2 separate regions of the Homo sapiens genome follow, and region 2 is linked to region 1. Evidence: read pairs that join two places in POLR2A ChIA-PET (ENCODE). Cell type or tissue: endothelial cell of umbilical vein. All regions are shown on one strand. Each heading gives the region's core, and the rest is flanking DNA. Links, peaks and the distances in the headings are about the cores only. Region 1 has its middle 100 kb from the start of ODC1-DT. Region 2 overlaps NOL10 (nucleolar protein 10).

The links. ChIA-PET counts read pairs that join two places held together with the same protein. Peaks named below come from ENCODE experiments on the same cell type or tissue, not always from the same donor. Only the 100,000 strongest peaks of a DNase experiment are listed, where the experiment ranks them.
Region 2: POLR2A ChIA-PET joins it to region 1 with 6 read pairs; 4 of 35 experiments call an interaction of 5 or more read pairs at or near these places.

Annotation. Positions count from the first base shown.
Region 1 is chr2:10,547,529-10,554,377 of GRCh38, reverse strand. No RefSeq gene overlaps it. Among named protein-coding and RNA genes, the nearest start is that of ODC1-DT, 100 kb to the right of the region's middle. RefSeq lists enhancers at 2,942-3,811, 5,554-6,425, 6,007-6,849. In endothelial cell of umbilical vein, for the core only: no CTCF peak of the experiment used is centred there; a DNase peak (open chromatin) is centred at 3,627.
Region 2 is chr2:10,612,113-10,618,961 of GRCh38, reverse strand. The region is part of intron 13 of NOL10 (nucleolar protein 10); the gene reads left to right. Among named protein-coding and RNA genes, the nearest start is that of NOL10, 74 kb to the left of the region's middle. In endothelial cell of umbilical vein, for the core only: no CTCF peak of the experiment used is centred there; no DNase peak of the experiment used is centred there.

The DNA of each region.
Region 1 (6,849 bases), core at 2,394-4,893:
TTTTCACTTAATGTAGTGTTGTCGAGGAGTCTGTCCCTTTGTGTCTGGTTTTTTCACTTAGCGTAGTGTTGTCGAGGAGTCTGTCCCTTTGTGTCTGGTTTTTTCACTTAACGTGGTGTTGTCGAGGAGTCTGTCCCTTTGTGTCTGGTTTTTTCACTTAACGTGGTGTTGTCGAGGAGTCTGTCCCTTTGTGTCTGGTTTTTTCACTTAACGTGGTGTTTTCGAGGAGTTTGTCCCTTTGTGTCTGGTTTTTTCACTTAACGTGGTGTTGTCGAGGAGTCTGTCCCTTTGTGTCTGGTTTTTTCACTTAACGTGGTGTTTTCGAGGAGTTTGTCCCTTTGTGTCTGGTTTTTTCACTTAACGTAGTGTTCTTGAGGTTCACCGGTGTGGTAACAGGTATTCGAGTTTCATGCCTGCCCATGGCTGACTAGCATCTACTGTGTGACTGGGCCTCACTGCACTGATGCGTCCCTCTGCGGAGGGACAAGTGGGTCGCTTCCACCTTCTGGTGACTGTGAATAACACTGCTGTGAACATGGGTGTGCACTCTCTGTTGGAGTCTCTGCTTTCAGTTCTTTTGGATATATACCCGGGCGTGAAACTGCTGGGTCATAGGGTAATTCTGTGTTTAACTTTTTTTCTTTCTTTCGAGACAGAGTTTCTCTCTTGTTGCCCAAGCTGGAGTGCAGTGGCGTGATCTCGGCTCACTGCGACCTCCGCCTCCCGGGTTCAAGCAATTCTCCTGCCTCTGCCTCCCGAGTAGCTGGGATTACAGGCATTCGCCACACCTGGCTAATTTTTTGTATGTTTAGTAGAGATGGTATTTTGCCATGTTGGCCAGGCTGGTCTCGAACTCCTGACCTCAGGTGACCCACCCACCTCAGCCTCCCAAAGTGCTGGGATTACAGGCATGAGCCACGGCACCCAGCCTGGGCTTTTTCCTGTTGCTGTCATTGAGGAATTGTAGTTCTTTACATGTTCTGGAGAGGGACATCACATTCTATGTTTGATTTTTATCCATCTGTGCACACATATCCAGAAGCAGAAATTCAAGTGTAGGGGGGCTGTGGGGGGACTGAGAAAGGCTTATATAAAAGGCTTGGCAACAAAATCAAATCAGCCTTTGCAGAGGTCCCTGTTCCTTCCATTCCCAAGGGAACATTCCAGAAACCCCCACTGTGGGCTGGGCTTCTCAGTCTTTTCTCCATGTCCTGTTGCAAGCCCGAGAGCCCTGAGCCCATGGGCCTGTGTGGTGGTGGTCCACAGCCTCCAGGCCAGGGGAGGAAGGGTAGACCTTGCTGGGCTTGGGTGCTCACCCGCCAGGCTCCCATCCTCAGTGCCCCTGGGAACCCTGTCGGCATCGCCTTGAGTGCCCCTGCTGTCTGTCTCCGGCCCCCCTGGGTCAGCCCCTTCCTGAATGCCCCTTGCACCCATCCGTGCCCGTCTTCTCCAGGAGCAGGAATTCGGCCTGTAATGGATGCAGTTTTATTATTGAGGGAGGCAGTGAGTGTGGGTATCAAAAAGGAGAAAGAAACCCACCCGGCGTTCTTCCACAGTGCATGACGCGGCTGAAGGATACAGTGGACTTACCCACTTCAGTGACTCCCAAATTATTCATCAGATTCCTCGAATTGTACACACATCCCAATTCCTCATCTAGAGGGCGTTTTCCACCTGGCATCAGCTCCCAGGGATTTTGGCCTTCATTGTCACTGCTTGGCTGGGAAGGGGAGGTGACGAGCTGCATGCTGGTGGCAGATGCAAGTTGAATTTGAAGGCCCCCAGCTCCAGGACTGGATGTGGTGCCTGCCCCAGCCTGTGGGGCACCTTAAGGGCCCTGTGGCTTTAAGAGCCAAGGCCGGCTCTGTCCCCCTGCTCAGCCCAAGTTACTAGAAGGCCAAGGCAGAGGCCTCACAGCCTCAGAAGGAACCAGCCCTGCCCACACCTTGGTCTCTGGCCTCCAGAACTGTGAGACAGGATGTGCCTGCTGTTTAAGCCCCTGGTGTGTGGTGCTATGTGACAGCAGCCCTGGCAAACTCACATACCTGGAAGCCCTGGTTACAGCCACGTGGTTTGTTGAAGTGGAGCTTGGGGGCCTAAAGGAGGGGCTTCTGCTCTGCCTACAGCCCCCGAGCCCAGGGGAGTTTCAACAGTGATGCCCTCTAGGTTCTGGCAACAATTGCGTGTCCTCAGAGGTAGTGGAAGGGAGCACCTCGCATGGCTGATTGAGACTGGAAAACAAGGTCCTGGCGAGAGAGAGAGAGAGAGAGAGAGAGCAACAGAGAGAGAGCCCGAAGCCCACCCATGGGAAGCCCCCATCACAGACTTGGCCCCGCTTAGGCACAGACCTCTCCACGTTAGCGATGGAAGTTATCTGAGTCACACGGCAGCGGAAGATGTTAGCGGCGAATCCATACAGGGCTGCAGCAACCTCCTCAGAAGAACGAATTTGAGGGGCATGAGGCAGGAGAGACTGGGGCAAGTTTTAGGGCAGGAGTGAAAGTTTATTAAAAAGCTTTAGAGCTGGAATGAAAAGAAAGGAAAGTACACTTGGACGCGGGCCCAGCAGGCGACTCGAAAGACAAGTGCGACGCTTGACCTTTGACTTGGGGTTTTGTATGGTGGCCTGCCGGGGGCTTGCATCCATTCTCCCCGATTCCTCCCTCGGGATGGGCTGTCGCATGCACAGTGGCGGCCAGCGCTTGGGAGGGGAGCATGCGCAGTGTGCGCACTGGAGCTGTACACATGCTCCCTTGAGGCGTTCTTCCCATGCCAGTCGAATGTCCCTAGAATGTCATATACCGCTTATACTCCGCCATTTCACCTCTCGGTGCACACGTGTGAGCCCACCTGCCCAGCTCCTGAGGTCTCATGGGGAAGCTGCTGATGGCCAGCTTCAGGTGTTTTCTATTAGGAGACTGCCTTTCCCTGGAGCTGGCTGCAACCAATTATTATTATTATTGTTATTTTTAATTTAATTTTATTTTTTTGAAATGGAGTCTCTGTTGCCCAGGCTGGAGTGCAGTGGCGCGATTTCAGCTCACTGCCACCTGTGCCTCCCGGGTTGAAGCAATTCTCCTGCCTCAGCCTCCTGAGTAGCTGGGATTACAGGCATGCACCACCACACCCAGCTAATTTTTGTATTTTCGGTAGAGATGGGGTTTCACCATTTTGGCCAGGCTGGTCTCGAACTCCTGGCCTCAAGTGATCACCTGCCTCAGCCTCCCAAAGTGCTGGGATTAGAGGCATGAGCCACCACACCCGGCCCCATTATTATTTTAGAGAGACAGTCACCAACCGCCTGACCATCCCTTGATGGTCGCGGACACTCCTGGGGGGGTGGGGGTGCCTCTCCTGCCCTGCTCATGTCTGACCAGCCACCTTCTGTAACATGGGGAGCCTGAGTGCTGGTGGATGGAGCAGGGGCAGCCCCCAGCACCCGCTGCCACCTGGTGCTGGATGTCCCTCTTTCCCGAACTGAGGAACAAGCGGCTGTGGAACCAGTGATGGCGGCTTATTGCTTCCTGGATGGAGCGGGCTGGGTTTCCTTCCCGTCCCAGCACTGCCCCCACCCCCCACCCCCAGGGCAGCAGCTCCCTCCCTGGAAAAGGCTGAGGACACGTGTATCCTGGCAGCTGGGCTGAGGGTACATCCTCTTGATTGTTTGAAGGAAAGTTCAGGAGTAAATATGGAAAAAGCCAGCAGCGTGTGGCAGGCCGCCTGCCCAGGGGGTGTGGCCGGGCCCTGGGAGCGTGGCCCCCCTGCCACTGGCCTGGATGCAAGCCCCAGCTCCCCAGTGCCTGGGGCCTCCTCTCCACAGGGACACTGGGGTCAGGAGAGCCTGGAGAGCTACTGGGTCTGATGGAACAAAAGACAGCATTTTCAGGGGGTGCTGGGGGTCCCCATGGTCCACAGTAACCTGTTCCAAGGTCTGCCCCAGGGCCCAGAGAGCCTTGGGGATGGAAGCAGACAGTGGACAGTGGTGCCCGGGGAGGCCAGGCAGGGATGGGGCCCCACCATCCGGCCGCCCTCTGGGGGCTGGGAAAGGGGTTCAGTTGCTGCAGGTTTCTGGCCCAGTGCCCCTGGAGATCAAGCCCCAGTCCCTTAGCTGCCCCACTAGTCCTGCCTTGCAGCCTCACTGTCCCCATCTCTCAGGGTGCCTGCCCGTCACCACTGTACACACTGTCACTCGAGGCCCAGCACCACTCTCTGCACACTTTGTGGGCTATAAAGACCTACTTATTTTCCGTTTGTCAGCATCGCTCTGTGACTTGATTTAGAAGGGTCCTAGGATCCTAGGATGGGATCCCCTTCTCAGCCGACCCCCACATTCTCCCCACCTGGCACAGAGCAGGCACTCAGTTCAGGGCTGGGTTGCTGCATTTAATTATTCCTGGGTAGAAGTCTCGAGCAGGTTGAAGTTCAAGCCGAAAAAGAACCATGTACATTACAGGAATGCCAAATTGCCCGGGAGGGTGACAGCGCCTCTGGAGGGGTGCATTCAATCAAAAGGTGCGGGGACACACGGCCCTGGAGGGCCTCCAGCACTGAGATCCTGAGCGCCTTTGTGAGTGGGGCACACAGGCTGGGTGGCCTTCATCAGATGTGCCGTCTCAGAACCCGGGCACGGTCCAGTGTCTCACAGATGCCAGCTGCCTCCAGACGTCCGTGTCTCCTTTACCCCCACCACAGTGCACTATTTGCTGCTTGAAAATGCTTGTGATGCCTGCGTGCCTCTTCTCCCCTTCTTCCAGCTGGTACCCCAAAAGTGAGCACGTGCCCCTGGAGAAAGCGCCGCCTTCACGCCTCCCTGAACTCACTCAGTGCTGGACAAGGAGATGTGAGCAGAAGCAGTGTGTGCCACTTCTAGGAGTTCATGTCCTCAAGGGCGGAGCATCCCTTCCAGTCCCCACGGCTGGAATTTCAACGTAATGACCCAAGTTCCAGCAGCTGCAAGGACAGGTCCTGCACCCCAGGGAGGACACACTGAAACCGGGAGGAGCCTGATCCTTACGATGTCGGTGCCACTGCTGGAGGTGACAAGGAACCTCTGTGACATGAGAGGACAGGGCTTTGGATTTTTCTGCTAAATCTCCTACCTGATATAGTCAAATCACAGCACTGTCCGGGAAGGGAGACTGTTATGTTTCCTTGGAGGGGGAGTCCATATTTTACATTTATTTGTATTCTTTTTGTCATCTAGCACAGAGTAAGCATTTTGATCTGATTTGATCCAATCTTTTCAAATTCTGTTACTCAGGGAGTGACAAAATCTACACCATGCCTCCCTGCCGTCTCCAACATGCCCTGTTTTCTCATCGGCAAACTCCCTCTTAGGTTCCAGACGGGACTCTTTGGAAGGCTGCGGAGCTTGCTTTTGCCCCAGTTTCTGCTGATCTTGGGTCTGGATGACATCACCTCTCAGATCTGATCTTTCCAGATGGGACATCCACCCGGCAGTGGCTGCTTAAGGCATCTGCTGCCCGCCGACTGAGCATCTGAGCAAAGCCATGTGGCAAGTCAGAGTCCGAGAAAGGAAGGGCTTCCAGGAAGGAAGGGCTGGGGTCAGCCGGCAGATGCCGAGCCGCTCAAGGTGGGGAAAGCCGGCCTTCCGATGGGGCCCCGGGGCAACAGGACCGGGTCATCCCAGCAGAGGCGCACACGCGGCCAGGCTGCAAGCACTGAGGGCGCCTGGAGCAAGGAAAGCCACAGCAGCAAGGAATCACCCCTCGTCAGGGAAGTTCACAGCGATAGGAATGAAATAGAACAGTGGCTTCGGGAGCCACAAGGTGGGCTTTCCTTGGATAGAATCTAGAAGTGAAAAAGTGACGGCTCTTTTTCAACGAGTGGCAGCCACTTCTCCTTAGCCTGGGTCTGCTCTCCAGGCATTGCTGCGGGGAGGGGCAGGCACTATTTTTTCTTGGTACTACCCATCTGTATTGCTTATATTTTTTCAAAGCCTGTTTACCTACTCCTGTCATTTAAAAGAAAAACATTTTAAATAGATTCCTGAGCGGGTCATCAGACCAGGGGCCACCAATAAAAAAACTTGGAAATTCCACTTGCTCCAAGGACTTGGCTTTGGGGGGAAATGTCAGAATCAAAACAGGCAGCCGCAGATTTTGAATGGAACGGGTCTGGGACATGCCTTTCCTCTGAGCCTGAGGTGGTCCCAGGTCCCAGCACGAGCCCTTTGTTGTCACGTGACCAGGAGCCAAACCCTGCCTTCGGTTTTGTTTCCTGTGAAATAAGGCCCCGGGTGGCAGTGGCAGGGCGGAGGTGTGCTTTCGCAGTTGGGGGTGAAGCCAGGTAGTCACGAAGGTCAATTATAGGGCAGGGACAAGGCCACGGGGCCGTCTAATAATGAAAGGATATATGAGATTGTCTTTCTTTCTTTCCACACGCAGCTTACTCCTGTAGCTGCTGTGCTGAGCTCCATATGAAAAGGTTACTGACCACAGAGCTTTGGGTTAGTTCCTGGTGAGAACTCCAGGGTAGGGTGGGTAGGGGAAGCGTGCCTTCCGCCGTGGGACAGTGTCTCGGTGCCTGACTGTATTAGGGTTCTCCAGAGAAGCAGAACCAACAGGATGTATAGAGAGCAGTAGAAAGAGATTTATTATGAGGGACTGGCGTGTGATTACATAGGCCACGATGTCCTAAGATCTGCTGTCTGCACTGCACTGGGGATTCAGGAAAGCTGATGATGGAGGTCCCAGGCTGAGTCCAAAGGCCCTAGAACCAGGAGCTCTGACGTCGGAGGGCAGGAGAAATGCATGTTCCAGCTCAGGAGAAAAGAGAGACAATGGGCCTTTCCTCTGCCGCTTTGTTCTATGAAGCCTTCCTCGATGG
Region 2 (6,849 bases), core at 2,573-5,072, 64 kb before region 1:
CAGAAGCTTCCTTCACATTCCAGCTCCTCAAGTAAATGTTAAAAGTTTAACAAGGAAAAGGAGTGAATTGATTTTGTATATATTTTTGTTTGGTGAAATAGCAGAGTGTAGGCATAGTCTTTTCAGATAAGTTTGCTAAAAAGTAGTTTCCTGTCACCTCCCTTTGAAAAGAACTGAGGTGTGCCCCATCCTCAAACCTACCATCTTTCCAATTTATTTGTTTATTGGGGTAGTAGGTGGGAATAAATGTTTCTTAGATTTTTCTGGCCTCCCTTCCTAAGCCAGGGTAGCTCCTGGCAAATAGTCCCCAGACAAACCTTAACTGGGCCGCCTTCCTGGAACCTCATTTTATACCCAAAATACAAAAAAATAAAAATACAAAAATAGGAAAACACATGAAGATAAAGTGCTGCAAACACACGACTTTGCAAATATTAATCATACAGAGCCAATCGCTTATGGTATAGAAATAGTCTGAAGTATTCTTTTGGCACAGCATTGCCTGTGTGATTCTCGCCAGAAAGGTTTAACTGGATCTGATTATGAGCAGTGATCAGCAGAGGACTGTGGGGAACCCCTGCAAATCAGGGCTCTTTCTAAGAGCTCTGGCCTGAGCCTTGAGCAGATGTCCACATCCTGAAAGTCAGTGAAGGTGGGGGCTCCTACATTAAAGGAAACTAAGGAGACATAATAACCTCCTTAATTCATTTTTTTTTAAAAAAACAGCTTTTTAAAGACATAATACACATACCATGAAGTTTATCCTTTTAAAGTGTATAGTCCTAAGCCAGGCTCTGTGGTACCCACCCATAATCCCAGCTATTCGGGAGGCTGAGGTGAGAGGATCGCTTGAGCCCAGGAGTTTGTGACCAGCCTGGGTAACATAGTGAGACCCCATCTCAAATAAAAAAGAAAAAAAAAAAAAAACATGAAGTGTACAGTCCAGAGTTGTGCAGTGGTTGCCACTAATTCCATGACGTTGTGTCACACTAACCAGAAACCCCATGCCAGTTTTTCTTCCTTCTCCTCCCTCTCCCAGCCCCTGCAACCACTCACCTACTTTCTGTCTATGCATTTGCCTTTTCTGGACATTCGTGTACAGTACGTGGTCTGTTTTTTCTTCAGCATGTTTCCCGGCCCGTCCATGTTGTACCATGTCTCAGTACTTTATTCCTTTTGATTGCTGAGTGACATTCCATTGTGTGGATATTATCACATTTGTTCACCCATTCATCAGTGGATGAATGTCATTATCCAGTTTTTACTAAGTCCAGTGTTTGGACTTAGTGAAGTAGCTAGTCTCTTAAAGATGAGTTCTCTGGCAACTTTCCCCCTCCCTTCATATGGACCCTGCTTTTCTTGTTTCTTTGTGTGTCCTGTAATTTTTTTGTTGGAAGCTGGATGCTTTAAGTAACATAATTTAGGAATTATGGAACTCAGTCCCTCCCCCAGGTCCCCAGGGTTTGTGGTTGTTTGTTTAGTGACTGTCCTGGACTAATTCTATAAAATCTGATTTCTTTCTAACGTGTGACCACTGAAGTCTCTGCTCGTTGCCGAACTGTCAGCTAATGAATAAACAGAGATTTCCTTCAATGCCCGGAACCAGTCAGTCGCCCAGCCTCTGCCAGAGTGATCCTCATGAATGCCCCTGCTCACCATTGCTCTCTCTATTCAAGCCACACTGGGCTGGTCTTTTTACTGATCCACAAACATGCCAAGCAATTCCAACCTCTAGGCCTTTGTAGTTGTCAGGTAGTCTTGAGGGTCACTCCCTCCTGCCCCTTGGGTCCCTGTCCATCATCTCCCCTTCCCCTCTATTCTTCATTGCCTTCTCTCCTTCAGTTTCCACAGCACCAGTCTCTGTCTGTCATACTCTCCACTGCCTCTCCCTTGTTTGTAGTTTCCCCTTTCTGGAAGGTAAGCTCCTTGAGGGTGGGGATTGTTCTGTGTTTTGTCACTGAGTATCTAGAGAGAAGGGAAAGTGCCTGCCTCTTTGTTGAATAAGTGAATGGGGAGGTAACTCTTTGTTGAATAAGTGAATGGGGAGGTAACTCTTTGTTGAATAAGTGAATGGGGAGGGAGCTTAGGCAACCTGTTCTTATTTAAGAATGAGGGCCAGACGTGGTGTCTCACTCCTGTAATCCCAGCACTTTGGGAGGCCGAGGCCAGTGGATCACTATAGCTCAGGAGTTCAAGACCAGCCTGGGCAACATGGCGAAACTACATCTCTACAAAAGATACAAAAATTAGCTGGGCATGGTGGCACACACCTGTAGTCCCAGCTACTTGAAGGGCTGAGGTGGGAGGATTGCTTGAACCTGGGAGGTTGAGGTGGCGGTGAGCTGAGATCGCACCACTGCACTCTAGTCTGGGTGATAAAGTGAGACCCTGTTTCAAAAAAACAAAAAAAAATGAAGAATGAGGTGCTAAAATGCCAACTGGGGCCAGACACGGTGGCTCATGCCTGTACTCCCAGCACTTTGGGAGGCCAAGGCGGGCGGATCACCTGAGGCCAGGAATTTGAGAATAGCCTGGCCAACATGGTGAAACCCCGTCTCTACTAAAAATACAAAAATTAGCCAGGCGTAGTGGCACACGCCTGTAATCCCAGCTACTTGGCAGGCTGAGGCACAAGAATCCAGGAGGCAGAGGTTGCAGTGAGCCGAGATCGCACCACTGCACTCCAACCTGGGTGACAGAGCAAGACTCTGCCTCAAAAAAAAAAAAAAAAAAAAAAAAAAAAATGCAGGGTGGTGTTGTCCACTGGTAGTTTTCATGTGGACCCTTCAGCTAATGACTCTACCCAGATATCAATATCTTAAAGTCTGTCTTCTGGGACCTTTCATTTACTCCAGAGAAGAATCCCCCAGTTTTGTTCTGAGGTGTTAGGGGTTTGGGCTGGTAGAGTGGACGCACAGCAGCATAGGCTTGACTTTGGCATTCCAGGGGCTGGGAAAAGGAGGCGAGGGTCCCACAGTTTGATGTCTAGACTGCCATTAATTGTCCTGACTTTAGCCCCACAGCTCAAGTCACCTGTGCCTGGTGGCATACTCCCCACCCACCCCGCACATAGGGCAGCTTTGGTTCCCCTCCTCCAGAGAATTATCTTCTGGTCTCTTTAGGCATGGTGGGGATTTGGGTGTTCATCAGCTCCATTGTTCCCCCTTTATTCGGGCCTGTGCCTCATCCTGTCGTCCCCCATGCTTAGAGCCTTGAAGTTCTTGTCCCAAGGATTCTGAGAGAGGAATCTTTTCTCTTTGCTGTTCACCTCTGTAAGCTCTCATGTTTACCCGGTTAAGTTTCTTAAATTACTGCATCTTCTTCTTCAGTTCTTTTTGTCCTTAAAGGTTAATACCTTTTAAAAGTTATTTACTGTCATTTTAAAAAGGCTTGACAGCGATGGGGGTACCACTATTAACCAAAAGCTCTCTGTGTTTCTTAACATCAGTTTTAATTTGGTGTTTAAATGTTTGCTTGGGGCGTCCTGTCTCTGCTAGCCCTTGACTGAAGGCACTCTGTCATGTGTATCTCTACTCATAGTGTCACAAAAATTGACTATTGCTTGATGGGCTATTAGTGAGATAGTGGCTTAAGGAATCTTAACAATTTTTTTTTAACTTGGCCTTATTTTTCTTGTTATTTCATTTCAGTCCCTAAATTATCTTTTCAAATATTAAGTCATGGCAGGTAATAGTTTTTCTTTTTTAAAAATAAATCTTTTAAAATGTTGAAATTAAATTGCTTCTTTGCTAATCTGATTTTTAAGAACAAAACACTACAAGTAGAGTACATTTAAATGACTCATAATTACTCACACAAATGCATGTAAACTTGGATATGCAATTAGGCAGCTCATTATGCTGCAAATGCAATTACATGCTTAAGGTCATGGCCACTCCCTCTGGCTCACCCAGTGTTCTCTTGGGTTTATGATCATTTATTAAGCCTCAGCTGTCAGAATTTGAAAATACATGCTGCTGCTCCTAGTGAGGCCTTTCCAACAATAATGGAAGAAAAGCTGGAAAAGAAAATTTTCTTTTGAGTTTATATGCAGAGTTGGTTTTCTTAATTGGCAAAATCCCATTTTCCCACAGGAGATGCAGGCTAGGTAATTAGAAAAATTATCATTAATCATAATAGTGGTCAGTGATATTTATAGTATATCTATATTTAGTATATATTTACCATATGTAGCTATGTATAGTGTGTATATACATTATAGTACAACTCCATCATCTCTTATCTGCAATTCTGAAATTTAAAAAGCCTTGAAAGTTTGTTTATAACCCTGTGGTAAACCCTGACTGGACCTGATTTATTAGGACTTCAACCTATGTGAAATAATGAATTTCTTTGTAGGTCTGTGTTTATCCCAAATCACTGGTATGAATTTGTGTAGGTTTTGCTGCAGAGATGTTAATATGATTTGATCATGGGCTACTGACCCAGACCTTACTGAAGTTTTTTTGTTATATACAGCATACATACTGTATTACTTTTTTAAAATGCAAAAAGTTATTTGTTTCAAACTCTGGTTCCAGTTGTTTCTGTTAAAGAACCAGGGCCTCACTGCAGTGAGCTATGGTCATACCACTGCACTCCAGCCTGGGCAACAGCAAGATCCTGTTTCCCAAAAAGAATCATGGCCTCACAGTAAGGGTAACAGATTTCTGGTTAGACCTGGATTTAAATTCTAATAGCGGGCTGGGCACTCTGGCTCATGTCTATAATCCCAGCACTTTAGGAGGCCGAGGTGAGCGGATCACCCGAGGTCAGGAGTTCAATACCAGCCTGGCCAACGTGGTGAAACACTGTCTCTACTAAAAATACAAAAATTAGCTGGGTGTGGTAGTGCATGCCTGTAGTCCCAGCTACTAGGGAGTCTGAGGCAGGAGAATCACTTGAACCCGGGAGGCGGAGGTTGCAGTGAGCTGAGATCGTGGCACTGCACTTCAGCCTGGGTGACAGAGTGAGACTCCTTCTAAAAAAAAAAAAAATTCTAATGGGGGATAAAAACCCTCTACCTCTTAGAGTGTGGGTTGCTAGTGCTATTATTATTTTTATTGTTGTTATTGTTTTTATTATTGTTCCAGTTCCAGAACTGATATTTATATCTATTTTTAGAGTGTCCTGAAAACAGTTCTATAATAAAATAACTAGATACTTGATATGGTTGTTAGGTGGTAAAAAAAACTTTTATATTCAAACTCCCTGTTGCTGTTAGTAAATGTAGTTCTTACCTGTTTGATTTAATAGTGTCATTATAACATAAAAGTTTAAATTCAATTTCTAGGATTGTAATAGTATAAGATCACTGAAAGGTAAAAATGACAATTCTTTTAACTAAACATCTTCTGTGTAATCAGTGAAATATATTAATTTTATGTAGCACTACATTCTTACTATTTAGTGTGGCAGTTAAGCTTTCCTGGTTATGAAACCATAGCCTCTCAGTTGTTCAGGGCCTTGCTCAAGTGCCCCTTGCAAAGCTATCTTGATCGGCCTCAGCAGATAAAGGGCTTCCTAGAACCTTTTAAAAATTTCTGTTTTGGCACTAATCCCATTGTATTGTACTTGATTGTTTTCCACTTACTTATGTTTGACTTTAGCACTTAACTTTTACCAAATGCTCAGTTAACTTTTTGAATGAATGAATGAAGTTGAAGAAATTAAGAATAATTTAGTCCTTCCACATAAGTATTGCTGTATTTGAAACAACTCTGTTCCTTTTGGGTTTCATTCTACTATTTTTATAGGGTATACTGTACTTGGAACATAATAAATATGGAATTTAATAAATATGTGATGAATAAAAATTGAATTAAAATCTATTTCATTACATTTCATGGTTTCAGTTTTATTCCTGAAATTAAAATAATTTACTTAGGTCCTTTTTCCATGTGATTCTTTTTCTTTCTCTTCTTGTCTTCTCTGGTCTTCTTTCTCTCTTTTTTTTTTTTAACAGGGTCTTATTCTGTTGCCCAGGCTGGAATGCAGTGGCGTGATCATGGCTCAGGTGATCCTCCCATCTCAGCCTCAGGAATAGCTGGGACCACAGGCACATGCCACCATACCTGGTTAATTTTTTAATATTTTTAAAAAATATATAAAAAATGTGTAGAGACAAGGCCTCACTACATTGCCCAGGCTTGTAAAAGAATATTTCTAGGCTGGGCGCTCTTGAAATTCCAGCACTTTGGGAGGCCAAGATGGGCAGATCACCTGAGGTCAGGAGTTCAAGACCAGCCTGGCCAACATGGTGAAACCCCGTCTCTACTAAAAATACAAAAATTTAGCTGGTTGTGGTGGTGAGTGCCTGTAATCCCAGCTACTCAGGAGGCTGAGGTATGAGAATCGCTTGAACCTGGGAGGCAGAGGTTGCAGTGAGCCTAAATCACGCCACTGTACTCCAGCCTGGGATACGGATGGAGACTGTGTCTCAAAGAAAAAAAATAATATTTCTAAAAAAAGATAATTTCAAATTTAATGGCTGTTCTATGTTATCAATTATTTTCTTATTTGTTCCATTAATAGTACGTTAGATAATGAAAGGCTTTGTCATACTCAGTAGCATTATAAATAAGCAGAAAAAAATGATGGCATTTGTATTGGTTTAGTAGACTTTGGTTCTTTGTCTATAATATTAATAGTACTTTGTTGTTGTTTTAATCACCCTTGATCTGTTAAAACCATTTATCTGGTAATCTTCAATCTTTTTTTCTGTCTCAGCACAGCTTTGGGATGTAGCACAGTGATTTTTCTAAAGTAGAGTGAGGGAAGGAGTATCTTCTTTCAGCTCCCTAAGAGTATTTATTTTATTTTTATTTTTATTGTTCTTAGAGACAGGGT